Linked DNA regions of Homo sapiens: region 2 is linked to region 1. A link is an interaction called in ENCODE POLR2A ChIA-PET data of the cell type or tissue named here. Cell type or tissue: GM12878. All regions are shown on one strand.

Region 1 (8,000 bases):
TTGTTTAAATTTAACTTTTGTTTTACCTTTTACACTGAATTGCATTTCTGTTTGCTTAGACAGGAACCCACTTTGCTGGAGCCACTTCATCCTAAGGAACTTTTACTTAATGATATTAATTATTTTTTCCCTTTTGGTCAGCCTCCCTCTCAGTTATGAATTATTGACAGAAACTCAAGCACACAGGCCGCTTTTTCTGGTTTGTCTCTGTCTCAGCATAGAACTCATAAGTTATAATTTCTAGTCTCTTAAGGAAGCTTCTTTTTCAGTTATTTTTTATTTATTTATTTTTTAAATATTTTATTTATTTTCTTTTTTTGCCGTTCTAATCACAGTGAGAAAACCTGGCATACTTTGATGGCTATAAGACTACTGAGAAAATACAGCATACCAGGAAGATTACAGTGATGACTATCACAAGGAAAACAACAAGGTACTGGTATATACTCGATAGCCAAAGTGCCAGTGAACCAAACCAACAGAAATAAACCAAATAAAAAGAAAAGGTTAATGGTTATAACAATCTGTGAATTTAGTATTGAGCCCAGAGAGCAGTTAGTTGAGAAGATTTTTAGATTTAAGCTCAAAGCAACTTTAGATGATGAAATAAAATGGTAGTTGCAATCTAATGATTTTTCTGGTTAGTAATCTGAATGTCTCTGTTTATGTCAGGTATGTCCAATGTCTTAGCTTCCATGGGCCATATTGGAAGAAGAATAATTGTCTTGGGCCACACATAAAATACATTAACACTAATGATAGCTAAAAAATGATGAGCTAAAAAAATCACAAAAAAATTCATAATATTTTAAGAAAGTTTATTAATTTGTGTTGGGCCACATTCAAAGCCATCTTTGGCTGCATGCAGCCTGTGGGCCACATGTTGGACAAGCTTAGTTTATGTCATTGGATGTTTTGGTGAACTTCCTTAGCAGCCCACACAGCAGCATGCATGAAGATTGTCCTCTGAAGTTTATATCAAGTTGCCCAGCCCTAGCTTGCAGGGCTTCAGGAATAGGGCAGTTTATAGGTAGATAATAAAACCTCAAAGACAATGGACAGAACAAGAAGTTAATAATGGGTGCATTACAGTTATCTACTGAAACATAAATCTTCCCTCTATAGTCACACCCATTTCTTTCAAATATAGTTATAGTAAGATTAATTTGTTTACAAAACAAGTCTACTCTCATTAAACTTCAACTGAGTATTTACATAAGTGCAGTAGGAATAGGATTGATCATCTCTTTTTAAGTTTACCTTGTTAGAACTTTTAATAAATAATCTCGGATTCAACTTTAAAAGCCTGTCCAGGCTATGAAATCATACCAAGAACATAAAATCAGTGTTTACCTGCAATATCCATAGAATTAGCTAAACTCTCCTCTACTCAAAATAGGTACTAAAAATATTTTTCAGTTTCCTGAGCCTTCCAGAAAGTGACCTTCCTCTCAAACAATAAGGCTGGAAAACTTGTGAGCAGATATCAGGTCGGTTTTTCTGAAGGTACTTGCTGCTATTTGATTGGATGGACCACTCCAAATCCCATGGTGAAATATGAATCTGAATGTTGGAGGTAGGACAGAATGGGACGTGTATGAGTCATGGGTACGGATCCCCCATAATAATGGGTGAGTTCTAACTTTCTTAGTTCCTATGATGGCTGATTGTTAAAAAGTGCCTGACACCTTTGCTTCCTCTCTTGCCTCCTCTCTTGTCATGTGATCGCTGCACATGCCAACTCCATTTCACCTGCCTCCATGAGTGAAGCAGGCTGAAGCCCTCACCAGAAACAGATGTTAGTGCAATGTTTCTTTTATAGCCTGCAGTATTTTAAGCCAAATAAGCTTCTTTTATATATGAATTACCTAGCTTCAAGTATTCCTTTAAGGCAACACTGAATGGACTAAGGCAAGGCATAATTAGCTTCATAAAGTCAATTCCTTAATAAAGACAGTTCCTTAAACTGTCTAGTCATATCTAATTCTACACACATTCTCCAATATGACATTCCAGTCAAAGTTGTGGTCATACAACCAATGTTTCCAAATGTGTTATCTTACAAGAAGAACAAATTCTTATTAAACTTTCACAAATACCTATATTGTCATCAAAAGTAGAATACTCAGTTTCTGAATTCTGGATAGATCAGCTAGGGAGAGATAGGTAAATGTTTTAATTCTGTTTACAAAGGGTATACTTGACCAAATTTCTGATAAAGATTCTTTAAATCTGGTACGATGTTGTGATTCTAATGTTACCAGAAATCTTTACTTCTCAGAGCCTTTTCCATGTGCTTGTTAAGATTTTGATCATAGCTACTTACCTAAACATTCATGATACCATCAGCCTTATATATCAAAGGCACAGTGCTTAGAATTCATATTTAAATGTCATTATTTGCCAAAACAAACAAACAAAAAGAGTGTTGATAGACACAGTCAGGACAAGATAGCCAAGATAACCACACTTACAAAGGTAAGGTTTGTGACAGAGACTGAATCAGTGCTTTCACCACTATTTAGTGATTTACTCAAACTTCTCTTTGGGGACCAGAAAGAGAGACATCCTACAAATGGAGATTCCTTTACATTTCTCTTATAATGGGATCTCAAAATATCTAACATAAAATAGGCTTTGTGCCAGAGATGCGAAATATTTTGGGTATTAATTGGTCGGATTATCAAACCATGTTTATTTTATAACTAGATTAATGGTTTAGGGTGAATCCCATTAATAAATAGGATAAGTACTTTCTATTTCTGAACTCAACATGGATTGACCGGAATGTTTTACAAATAGTACTTCTAATCTTGCCTTACAGAACTGGTTCTTCTTTCTGTGTTTACAAGACTGAATGACAGACCAGTGAATTATTGAGGAAATATTATGGGATGGGTTCTAGAAGATTATTTGTTATTTTCTCAGCTTTTGGTGTGTTTTCCTGGAAGATTGAAGGGTGGATCTTTTTTTTTTTTCTCTGAGACAGAGTCTCACTCAGTCGCTCAGGCTGGAGTGCAGTGGCACGATCTCGGCTCACTGCAAGCTCCACCTCCCGGGCTCACGCCATTCTCCTGCCTCAGCCTCCCAAGTAGCTGGGACTACAGGCGCCCGCCACCATGCCTGGCTAATTTTTTTGTATTTTTAGTAGAGACGGGGTTTCATTGTGTTAGCCAGGATGGTCTCGATCTCCTGACATCGTGATCCGCCTGCCTCGGCCTCCCAAAGTGCTGGGATTACAGGCGTCAGCCACCACGCCTGGCCGAGGGGTGGATCTTTATTATCTATTTTAGTTACCTAACATTTGGCTTCAGCTGCAGGCTTCACCAGGTTCCAGTATCATTTGAATAAATTGGTGAAATTCAGAGAGTCCTGGATCATATGATCCAAAAAGGATTCTAAATTCTACAGGAAATTTCTGGGGCTTTTATTTGGAACAGGGACATTTTTCATTATTGCATGGAGCTCAGACATTGACCAAGGTGTAAAGGTGGTTAAAGAAGGCAGACCTGGTTGATCTGAGGAATTGACTTAATGGGGCATTTGTCTAGTTTCCTTTTATTCTCATGGGTGAAAAGGTAACTGAGCAAAAGGCTTAGTACATTTGGAGTTAACGGGTAGAAGATAATAAAGAGAAATATAGATGAAACTGCCTTTGCAAAAATTTATACAGAAAAATGTCACATGGGAAGATCATGACAGTGAATCTGACATAGGATAATTAGACAGTGCTTCTAATATCCAAGCTTTCTTTCTTCATTCATGGGTGTAGGCCAAACTAACTTTTAGAGCAATTTAGTTTAAGTTTGACTTTGAAACGAAGAGCATAACAGTCCTTACTAAAAACAAACCACCTCCTTCCTTGGGGACCAGACCACATTGGAAAAACTAACAAATTATCACAAGATTAGAAACTGTAGTTCAAGAGCCATGCAGCCAGAAGCCACAGGATTCCTACTCTGCCCAGTTACTCCTATGGATATCATTACTATTGTCAAATCCGAGTTTGGTGTTCAAGGTATATCTTTAGACCCGGTATTCTGATGAACTAGCAGGCACCACTTTGACTTGTAGACCGGCTCGTCTGGACTCACCTCAAGAGGAGAGCTTTGACTCTCTATAACTTCATCCTTAAACCAACCAATCAGCATTTTCCATTTCCTTGCCCCTGCCAACAACTATCTTTAAAACGATCAACTATCTTTAAAAACTAACAATTGTCTTTAAAAAACACTAGCCTCTGAATTTTTGGAGAGGCTGTTTGAGTAATAATAAAACTCTAGTCTCCCATTTAGCCAGCTCTATGACTATTAAACTCTTTCACTATTTTAATTCCTCTGTCTTGATAATTGCCTCTATGTGGGTAGAAGGCAAGAAGATCCCAGTGGGCGGTTATATAGAGAGGAGGAGGAGTTGGAAATGTCAGTCAAAGACTTACACCTGGCCTCTGGAAAAAAAAAAAAAAAAAAATATATATATATATATATATATATATATACACTAATGAATAGGATGATAGAATGGCAGTATTAAGACATAGTGACAGCACCAGCTAAGAGGCAATACACTGCAAGTTTGTCTTTATTTTACCTTTTTCTTCCCCCGACCTTTTCCTAGTAAAACCCCTTATTTCTCATCAGATATAAGTTTGCCTGGAAGATATATGTCTGGAATTTGAGGTTCAGTTTGCATGAGGAGGACAATTTTACTTGGGGCTGGCTTCTGAAGGGAATCTAGATCTTTGGCCTTATTTAAACCAGGTTTTAACTAGCTGAGATCACACTATACTGATCACAGCATTCAGAGCATCCAATTTTATAAACTGAAGTTTGCATAAGATGTCAGAAGTGTCATGTGTTGTGGATAATGGTGGAATAAAGTGTAATTTCAATTGTTAATAGCAAGAATTGGCTTATAGTGACTTAATGTTTATGATTCTGAAGTCCATAGTACACTGTAGGATGATCTGCATTTCTTATACACATCTAAATCCACAATGCCCAGTTGCAGATCTTCACTTTCTCCTACAGGGAATCCTAAGGTGCTCTTAGGGATGCTCCAGTTCTCTACACCTTCCTGTCCCGGCACAGTGGAGATATACAATTGATGAACCCTTGTGTTGAACCCACATAGAGCCAAGTTTATATAAACATTTTTCTGAGATTGGAAATGAAGCCTCCAAAATGAATCAGTGTACAAAGAATTGCTACCTGTGTTATTATCAGTTCTGTACTATTATATATTTTTCTCTACTTTAGAAAGCCAAACTCTTTCAAAGGATCTCCATAATTTCCTATGATATTGGTAAAAGAGATATTATTTTATAATATCTGTTATTCTTCTTAAAGTTTAAAATGCAATGTAATTCATAATAATTTTAGATTTAATATACAGCATGCTAAAATTATGGACAAATTAAAAAAGAGTAAATAATCTTCATGTTTTATTATCATGACTAAAATCTAGATAAGCAAAATTCTCGATAAATGAGTTTTTATAATGATGACTTATTAGCTTGTTATCCCAACTATAATCACTTTGTATGATAAGTTCTGGTTAAGTAGAATTTTTTTTTTTAGTCGGAGTTTCACTCTTGTTGTCTAGGCTGGAGTGCAATGGTGCAATCTTGGCTCACTGCAACCTCCACCTCCCAGGTTCAAGCGATTCTCCTGCCTCAGCCTCCTGAGTAGCTGGGATTACAGGTGCACACCACCACTCCTGGCTAATTTTTTGTATTTTTAGTAGAGATGGGGTTTCACCATGGCCAGGCTGGTCTTGAACTTCTGACCTCAGGTGATCCACACGCCTTGGCCTCCCAGAGTGCTGGGATTACAGGTGTGAGCCACCATCCCTGGCCTAAGTAGAATGTGATATGGTTTAAAACTCAGTTTAAACTTTCCTTTCATTATGGTTCTTATATAAAAAAGCTTTCTGATGATTCTGATATAAATGTATATTCTGTGTAATCACACATTCTGATTAAAATTTTAAGATCTGCCAATTAAACATTAACTTCTCTATAACTTCTGGCAATAATTTAAATATCTTTTATATAGATACATATATACAGCAGTATGTAGAGATACATATATTTTTATTCAGCATTTTATATATGAATAGTAATACATATATATATATACATATCAGAAAACATACTTTCCCTAACTTATTCAGCACTTACAAATTTAAAAGTATTCCAGTAAAAACTTTTGAGAATTTTTCATTATTTTGTGATTTGGGATTGCATGGAAGAAAATGTTTTCCATATAAAAATTTACTTAAAATTGGAATTGCTGCCATTTGTTCTTTATATTTTCTGTATCAGGATTCAGTCTTTGGCTGATTTCTTTCTGCAAAAAAAACAAAAACAAAAACAAAAAGCTGGTGGAGAATAAAGTGCTCTCAAAACCAGCAAAGTTTCTTGAGAAATTTAGTTTTAATTACTTTAACAAAAAGGAAGATCAAAATTTAAATATGAACTAAACTTTCAGTTTCAATATTTTCATGAACAGTGGGAAATTTGTGAGTAAAATTTCAAGTCCAAGACTATCATACACAAATTCCACAGGAAAAATAAACTTTTAATTTTTTACAAAAGACTCAGAGCTCAAGCTGGTATTGATGAACACTAGGGTCAATGCACACATCCAAACGAAACTTCTGAGTCTTTGCCTCTATTTTGCCTTAATGAATCTCTGATACTTCCTCTCTTTTTATTTTGTGGCTTGTCTTTTTTGCGCTTACCCATCTATGACTTCATGATTCTCTACCTATCTTTCCTTCCTCCTTCCTGTTTTATTTGACCCACACAAATCTCCGTTTCTGCTTTTCCTGTCCCTTTTCTCCTTTCAACATCTTCCTCTTCTCTCATCTCAATCTATCTTTTCTCTTGAGAACTTTTCAATACTCTACAGGAGAAAAAATATTACATTAGTCTATGAGCAGCAGACTAATGCTAAGTGTTCACATACCTTTGAGTACTCTATCTCATTCCCACACTATTGTGCTACTTGTTTCCCATTCACTTCTTATTTGATGATGTTTATTCTATTACTTAAGGAAAATTGCTCTCACTAAAGCCATTAAAAATTGCTTAATTTCTACACGCACTGATTTCCTTTAAGCCAGCATAGTACTTGTACAAAACCAGACACATAGACCAATGGAAAAGAGTAGAAAACTCAGAAAGATAGTCACACACTTACAACCATCTGACCTTCAAGTTCAAGGTAAACATGCAGTGGTTAAAAGATTCTGTAGTCAATAAATGGTGATAGGATAACTGGCTAGCCTGAAGCAGAAGAACAAAACTGAACCCTTACCTTTCAACATATACAAAAACTTACTCAAGGTGGATTAAGTTTTTAAACGTAAGACCTCATACTATAAATATCCTAGAAGAAACCCTAGGAAATACCCCTCTTAATGTTGGCCTTGGTAAAGCACTTTTGGTTAAGTCCACAAAATCAATTGCAACGAAAACAAAAATTGACAAGTGGGACCTAATTAAAGAACTTTTGCACAGCAAAAGAAACTATCAATAGAGAATAAAAACAACCTACATAAAGGGAGAAAATATTTGCAAACTGTGTATCCAACAAAGGTCTAATATCTACAATCTATAAGGAACTTAAATCAATGAGAATAAATAAATAAATACCCCCATTAAGAAATGAGCAAATATGACAGACACTTCTTAAAAGAAGACATACAAGTGGTCAAAAAACATATGAAAAAATGGTCATTATCGCTACTCATCAGAGAAAATGCAAATCAAAACCACAATGAGATACCATCTCACACCAGTCAAAAAAAAAAAAAAAAAAAAAAAAAAGACAGATGTTGGAGAGGCTGCAGAAAAAGGGAACACATATATACTGTTGGTGGGAACATAAATTACTTTAGCCACTGTGGAAAGCAGTCTGTAAATTTTTCAAAGAACTTGAAACAGAGCTACCATTTGACCCAGCGATACTATTACTAGCAATCCTATTACTATA
Region 2 (8,000 bases), 310 kb after region 1:
TACTTTCAAATCACAATGAAACTTTCTGAGTTAGCTGCATATGCTTAAGGATCTACGATAAAATATTCACATTATTATTAAAATTATCTGCCAACCTAGTAAAAGATGTTCATCAATTTGATATTATTCGGTGATTTTTCTTATTTGCTAATTAAATATATGTAATAATTAACTAGTTTTCTAACACTTCCATGTTAGAGAGAGTTAAACATCATCTATGAGTATCTCATGTTTGTCAACATTGATAGGAAATTTAGCATTTTTACTTGCTAGGTCCTATCAATTCTTTTTTTTTTTTTTTTTTTTTTTTGAGACGGAGTCTTGCTCTGTCGCCCAGGCTGGAGTGCAGTGGCGCGATCTCGGCTCCCTGCAAGCTCCGCCTCCCAGGTTCACGCCATTCTCCTGCCTCAGCCTCCCGAGCAGCTGGGGCTACAGGAGCCCGCCACCACGCCCGGCTAATTTTTTTTCGTATTTTTAGTAGAGACGGGGTTTCACCGTGTTAGCCAGGATGATCTCAATCTCCTGACCTTGTGATCCGCCCGCCTCGGCCTCCCAAAGTGCTGGGATTACAGGCTTGAGCCACCGCGCCCGGCCCTATCAATTCTGATTTAAAATATTTTATTTCTGTGTTTCTATTAGCTCAAAATAAAACAAAAAAGTGCTCCTGCCTAGCATATTTGTGACCTGTATACTATAAATGCACTCTTTTGTTTGCTCTTAATTATATACAAAACAGGAGATATAAACTACTATTGTGATGTTTATTCAGAAATTAAAATTTTATGCATCAAAAATTACATATGACTGGAGACTTTATTTTTAATTTAAAAAAATCTGTGGCAAAGTCTTCAGCAAGCAATACTGCTCTTTTCCTTACAGAGTATATATAGACCCTTTGTATTTCATAACCATCCATTGTAAAACCTTCACAAATCCCTAAATTTGCCAACTCCAATATAGCATATAATCTACTTCATACAAATTGAATAAAATGTAATGTTTTCAGAGCTATTGCAAAATGTATAAAAAGAAAAGTTGAAAGGAGATATCTATCCTAAGTGTTTGGCCTGACTCACTAGTTAAGTGACTCATTCCGCATCACCTCATAGGTCAGTGGTTTAAATGTCTGCTTTTTATGTCATACAACTGTGGAGTTTCAGTCAAAATCTCAAACATCAAACTGTGAATGCAAAATGTCTATCGTACACAATACACTATGACAACCATAAAAATTGTTAAATCTTTTTATTGTAACTGGTGGATTCTAAAACAGGCATATTGCAGTTACACATTCACAAAATATCTTTTTTCTCTTTTTTTTTTTTTTTTTTTTTTTTTGAGATGGAGTCTCACTCATTCTGTCATCCAGGTTGGAGTGCAGAGGCACGATCTTGACTCACTGCAACCTCCGCCTCCAGGATTCAAGTGATTCTCCTGCCTCAGCCTCCCGAGTAGCTGGATTACAGGCATGCGCCACTATGCTAGGCTCCTTTTTTTTTTTTTTTTTTTTTGGTATTTTTAGCAGATATGGAGTTTCACCATTTTGGCCAGGCTGGTCTCAAACTCCTGACCTCAAGTGATCCGCCCACCTTGGCCTCCCAAAGTTCTGGGATTACAGGCATGAGCCACTGCACCCAGCCTCTTTCTTTCTCTTATACACATACACAAACACACAAACATACTGTATACAGTTGCAGCTGAAAAGCATCTGTTGAATGTTGCTGTTAATATTCAGACTGAAGTACTTGAGATGAATTTAACTATTTTATCCACTAACAAAATACAGAATACAAGAAAGGAGAAAATAAAGCAAAGAAAAAGCATAGTAAATAAAGAACACAAAATAAAATGGCATATGTATGCATAAATATATCAGCAATTACAAAAAGCATATAAATGGATTGAAATTTCTACTAAAGAGTTGAACATGGCTGGACATAGTGGCTCAGGCCTGTAATCCCAGTACTTTGGGAGGCCGAGATGGGAGGATCACTCGAGGCTAAGAGTTTGAGACCAGCCTGGTCAACATAGTGAGACCCCATCTCTACGTAAAAAAAAAAAAAAAAAAAGTTGAGGCGGGGCGTGATGGCTCACGCCTATAATCCCAGCATTTTGGGAGGCCAAGGCAGGTGGATCACCTGAGGCCACGAGTTCCAGATCAGCCTGACCAACAAGGAGAAACCCCCTGTCTCTACTAAAAATACAAAATTAGCTGGGCATGGTGCCAAATGCCTGTAATCCCAGCTACTCGGGAGGCTGAGGCAGGAGAATTGCTTGAAGCCGGGAGGTGGAGGTTGCAGTGAGCTGAGATCACACCATCGCACTCCAGCCTGGGCAACAAGAGCGAAATTCCATCTCAAAAAAAAAAAAAAGGTTGAACAAATATATATATATATATATTTGTATTTGTTCACAATAAATATATATAGTGATATATGTATATCACTTTATTCGACTCTATAGGAGTTAAAAAGGTAGAAGCAGAACTTGTTTTTCATGGAGTTTAGAATCCACATAGTTGTTTATTTTTTTTAATCAAAGAATGAAATAGTGACACCCAAGAAGAGCCCGGTATATGCAATGAAAATTACAAGTCAAATAACTTTCCTTGGTCTTTTCCAATGTTTAGGAGAAGCCCATACTTAGTCCATATACAAGTCACTTATGTAATTGTCATTTTGATATGGTTATTTCCTAAACATTGTTACATTTCCTTAAAGTGTTCACATTAGCATCCTCAAATGAAAATGCTATCATTGTCTTTATAGATGTTAAGACTCTCGAGTCTTAAAAATCTTTAAGACTTTAAACGTATAGACTCATTATTTTAAACACAAGAACACATCTTGAACAGTATTAGGTTTAAATTTATTTCCAAATGACAAACTAAAAAAAAGTATGCAAAGCAAAGTAGATAACTTTACATGAACCTTGCCCAGCACAGTGATTTAATGAGATGCCCTTTCATTTGGCCTTGAGTTAGAGCAAAAGCAAAACTGACAACTCAGGTGGAGAAGTGGTAAATGAGAAACGAAACTTGGCCTGTGGTTTCATGTTTAAAGCAAAAATACAGATTCAGAGCACTTGAAGATAGATGAGAATGGCTACCTTATTTCTAATAAAAAAGATGTTTATGCAATTCAGACCTGACTTGTGTATGTTAATAGAAATAGCTTAAAAATCGGAAAATCAGTAAAGAATTGAGTAAAAGTCAATTCAGAACTGTATAACTTAGTCCTCAGGATTTCAAATCAATGTGTCTTTCCTATAATAATTCAAACATAGAAAAGAATACTGCCAAAAAGTTTGTAAATTTATATTTAGCATGATACATAATATTAAAAAAAACAAAATATGGTTTTACCTATTAAACTGACAAAGAGTGAAACATTAAATACTAAGGTTGACCAGGATTGGGTCTGCGGGTGTGAGGGAAGCTTATTGAGTGTAAATTGATTAAGCTTTGTAGAAAAAATTTAGAAACCTATATCAAAAGCAATTCCACTTCCAAGATTTTGCCCTAAAAAATCATTACGGCCAGGTGAAAAGACATATGCACATGTATTTTTATTGCAGCATTGTTCATAAAAGCAGGAAAGTGAAAACAATCCAAATGTCCAAATTGACTGAGTAAATTAAAATTCATGCACTTTCTTACAATGGAATACTATGCAGCCTTTAAAAATACTGTACCATATACTGAAGTGGAAAGACCTTAATAATAAATCCAATGAAATTAAGTGAAAAAAGCAGACTACAAAACTATATCTATAGGATGACCACATTATTTGTGACTATTTTATTCATATATGAATGCAAAAATACTGGAACCCTATACAGCAAAATGTTAACTTTGTGAAGTTACAAGTGATTTTTATATTTATTATTACTTGTATTTTCCAAAAAAAAATGCATTAATTTTGTAGTAATAAAAAAAGCTAAAATTTAGTTTAGGCTTTCAATGAAGTACCCAAGATAAAAATAGTAGCTAAATTTATTATAAAACATCATTTCTGAGTTGTAGGTCCTCTAGTTTTTCAATTACTGTGTTTCTGATCTGTGAGTATAATCCCTACATTGGCCTTGAGACCTCCCCTAGTAATCATCTGTTTCTTTCTAGGATGACCCGCTGTTTCCTTTACAAGTACCCAATTCCTTAAAAGCAACAGTTTTAGAACTGCTATGCATTTAAAATTTGAAAATGGTGATGAACATTTCAGCATGCAGGCAGGACCTTTATTCTCCCATAATGTCTCTTAGCACAGCAACTATTGCATCCTGCATAGTGACTCATCTGGTGCCATGTCTGTCCACCAGGTAGGAAGAGAGCTCCCTCCACCCTGGGGATGGGGGAAGAGAAGAAGCCACATCTTCATTTTTTGTAGCCATATGCTTGGCTTCTTCCATATCAAGCACTCATCATTGTTGAACTAAACTGAACATGCTAGAAAAATCTCACCATTGATTAAAATAAAAATGAAAAACATTTAAAATGTTAAATATTAAATTTTTATATTCATACTTTTGCTTGAATGTCTTTTGTTTATGATATGCTGTAACTATGAGGGACAGGGAGTCTATTACAGTCATCAGGAGCAATCTTGCCACTGTCCTTTAACTTTTTTGATCATTCCAGCTGTACTTGAGTAGAGAAATAACTGATGCAATATCCTTTACTTCAGCCCTTTCTTGGTGTAACATTGATTTTCTATTTAAATGGAAAACTTTTCTGAATTCAGGTCCAATATGCCTAGTATTGGACCAAAAATAGTGATTTCTAATCACTGTGTGATAGTCAGGAGTTCCACCGGCTATTGCCAGGGTATTATAAATCTTTCCACAAACTCCAAACCTATATTCCACATTAGATAATAAGTAACTTATGTGACTATGCACTTTTGAGAGAGACTGAGAGTGGGATTATGAAGTCAAACAATTGATCAGAAGATAACTTCTATAAAGGCTGTTGCTCTGTTTTGGCTCAGCCCCACTGCTCCAGAAGGTACACGCCATAAGCTTTGGCAATGCCCGTGTGGTATTTAGTCTGTAAGCATGAAGAATGCAAGAGCTGTGAGGCATGACTGCCTCCATTTAGGTTTCAAAGTGTAATGCCTGGTGGAGCTGTGGAAGTGTAGTGACCCCCAAGATTACAGAACTATAGGATACCAGTGTGAAACTCCAGCTTGGGACAGCTAAAGCATGGACTGAGCCCAGCAAAGTCATAGGGACAGGGCTGTCAGAGGCCTTGGGAGCCCAACTCCCACCTCAGTGTGCCCCGGATGCAGGACATGGAGCCAAAGGAGACTATTCTCTAAATTTAAGACTTAATGTTGCTTTCCCTGAAGGGTTTTGGACTTGCTTGGGACCAGTTACCCCTTCTTTCCTGCTTCTCTCTTTTGGAATGGAAATGTCTATTCTATGCCTATCTCACCATTGTGTCGGATCTCACCATTGTATCGTGGAAGTAGATTACTTGTTTTCATTTCACAGGCTCACAGCTGGAGAGTATTAGCCTCAAGATAAATTGTAGGTTGAGTGTCTGATTTAGATGAGACTTTTGAGTTGATGCCAGAATGAGTTAAGACTTTGAGGGCTATCAAGATGGAATGAATGTATTTTGCACATAAGAATAAGATGAATTTTGGGGCAACAGGGATGAAGTGCTGTGGTTTAAGTGTCCCTGCCAAAACTCATGTTGAAATTTAATTGCCACTGTGACAGTGTTGAGAGGTGGGACCTTTAGGAGGTGATTGGGTCGGGGCTCCACCCTATGAATGAATTAAGGCCATTATTATGGGAATAGGTTAGTTATCATGGGACTTTGGCTGTCTGTTTCCCTTTCTTTTGCCCTTCCACCTTCTGCTCTTCAGTCATGGGATGACCCTCAGCAGATACCAGCACCATGCTCTTGGATTTCCCAGCTTCCAGAACCATGAGCCAAACAAACTTCTTTGGTTTATAAATTACCTAATCTGTGATATTCTGTTATAGCAGCAGAAAATGAAATAAGACAGATGTCAAAATGCTATTCTGACTAATTTTCCATTGCTGGCACTTCCTAAAAAGAACAGAGTTATCTCAACTATCATGATATAAAATGTTTAAATCATCAATTTATAATTTTTGTTATGACTTAACTGTTACCATTGGGAGGGTAAGATAGCATTGTGGTTAAAGAACACTGACAGAACTGAATTTGCCATTTATTAGCTATGGAAGATGAGCAAGTTTCATAACTTTCCTGAGCCTGATTTCTCTCTATAAAATAGGAACAATTATACTTGCTTTAGAAAACAGTAGTACCTCTAATTAATTAAGATGAAAATGTAAGGAATTCAGAAAATTACCTGGTACATACTAAGAGTTTAATAAATGATAGTTGAGGAAACATTCCCATTTTATAGATGAAGAAAATAGCCCTCAGAGGAATCGTTTCACATAATTATTAATGTAATGAACCAGAAATGAAACCCCAATTTCAGTTAAGCTCAGACCTACGTAATCGCAAAGCTCATGGCCTTTCCACTTCACTGTATTCTTTCCTGATTCCCAGATTTTCTCTTTCTCTCTCTCCCCACTACCTTTGCCTAATTGCAATAATTTTCACTCAAATTATTTTTCTTATTTTTTCCAAAGCAAATATCTCAAATAAACAAATCCTTTGCCTATTCACAATTAATACTAAAAAAAGATGTTTCTTGAGGGAAGAGGAAGTCCATTTTATTAAAAATATAACTTTTTCTAAAAACTGTAACATGTTTTCTTTTCTGTTATATAATCTCTTAATTGTGATCTATCACAAATGGCATTTTCTATCCTACTGATGGCCACTTGAAGCCTGTAATTGATTCAAAAGTATGTTGCACATAGGAAATGGACAGTTATCTATTTTGCTCAATGTAACACCCAAGTCCACACTAAAGCACAAATGCTATGACACCTATGACAGTGTCCTTCACCAGAAAATGTTTTTTAGAAAGAGTAGATATGGCTTGAACCTGGGAGGCGAAGGCTGCAGTTAGCCAAGATTGTGTCACTGCACTCCAGCCTGGGCAGCAGAGCAACAGCCCGTCTCAAAAAAATTAAAACCAAAAAAATGGTAGATATGTACTAAATTCTATTATCTCATTTTCTCTATCCCTTAAAATTTTTCTGGTCACAGATTTCTTATATATCTATGGCGACAAAGAAAGAAAAGTAAATGTAATCCCAAATCTCACGCTCTAGATTTTGTGCCTGTGACATATGGAACCTAAACTGACATTAGGAATTTAAACTTTTACCATCTTCTTTATTAAATGTTACTTGTTAAGACAATGAGTTGCCTTGGGCCACGTGCAGAAGAAATTTGGTAGACAATGCCCTTGTCTTTCGGGAACTTCATTTACACTTTTGGAAGGCACATTTGTGTTAATAATTTCCTCGTTTTAATAGCAACTCCCAATTGTAGTTTTAAGAGATAAGGGTTTCTCTATGTAGTATATTATAAACTGCCCCAAACATAGAAACTTGATTTAAAGTTTCTTTAAGTAAGAAACAACATTTTCTGTGTATCACTTTTAAGAGAAGTTAAGGATGTTATGAGGTAAAATAATGAGTTAATAATCATTGACCCACAACCAAAGAGAAAAATTAAACATAATTTTGAATAAAAGAACATGATACCAGAGTATTAATCCTAACATTTATTTTTAACATTAAGGAGTAATTATCCCAGCTTACTTTATTTAGGAAATATATTAAAATGTTAACAATGGCTGTTCTAGGTAGTAGAACCAAGGGCAAATTTATTTTTATCCTTAATTTGTTTTTCTTCATATTTTTCTGAATATTTTACATGTTCTATAATGAGTATGTACTTTTTTAAAATGTTAAAATAAAGGATGCTGAAATAAATGTCATGCATCACATAAAACAAATATTATTTTATTATATATTTATCTATTATATAAAATATAAATATAATATTTATTTTGTATATTTATTATATTACAATAATA

The links. Peaks named below come from ENCODE experiments on the same cell type or tissue, not always from the same donor. Only the 100,000 strongest peaks of a DNase experiment are listed, where the experiment ranks them.
Region 2: POLR2A ChIA-PET joins it to region 1 with 9 read pairs; 2 of 35 experiments call an interaction of 5 or more read pairs at or near these places.

Annotation. Positions count from the first base shown.
Region 1 is chr3:98,224,896-98,232,895 of GRCh38, forward strand. No RefSeq gene overlaps it. Among named protein-coding and RNA genes, the nearest start is that of OR5H6, 35 kb to the right of the region's middle. In GM12878, no CTCF peak of the experiment used is centred here; a DNase peak (open chromatin) is centred at 7,743.
Region 2 is chr3:98,537,592-98,545,591 of GRCh38, forward strand. No RefSeq gene overlaps it. Among named protein-coding and RNA genes, the nearest start is that of GPR15, 9.6 kb to the left of the region's middle. In GM12878, no CTCF peak of the experiment used is centred here; a DNase peak (open chromatin) is centred at 3,010; H3K4me3 peaks cover 1,150 bases; H3K27ac peaks cover 6,296 bases.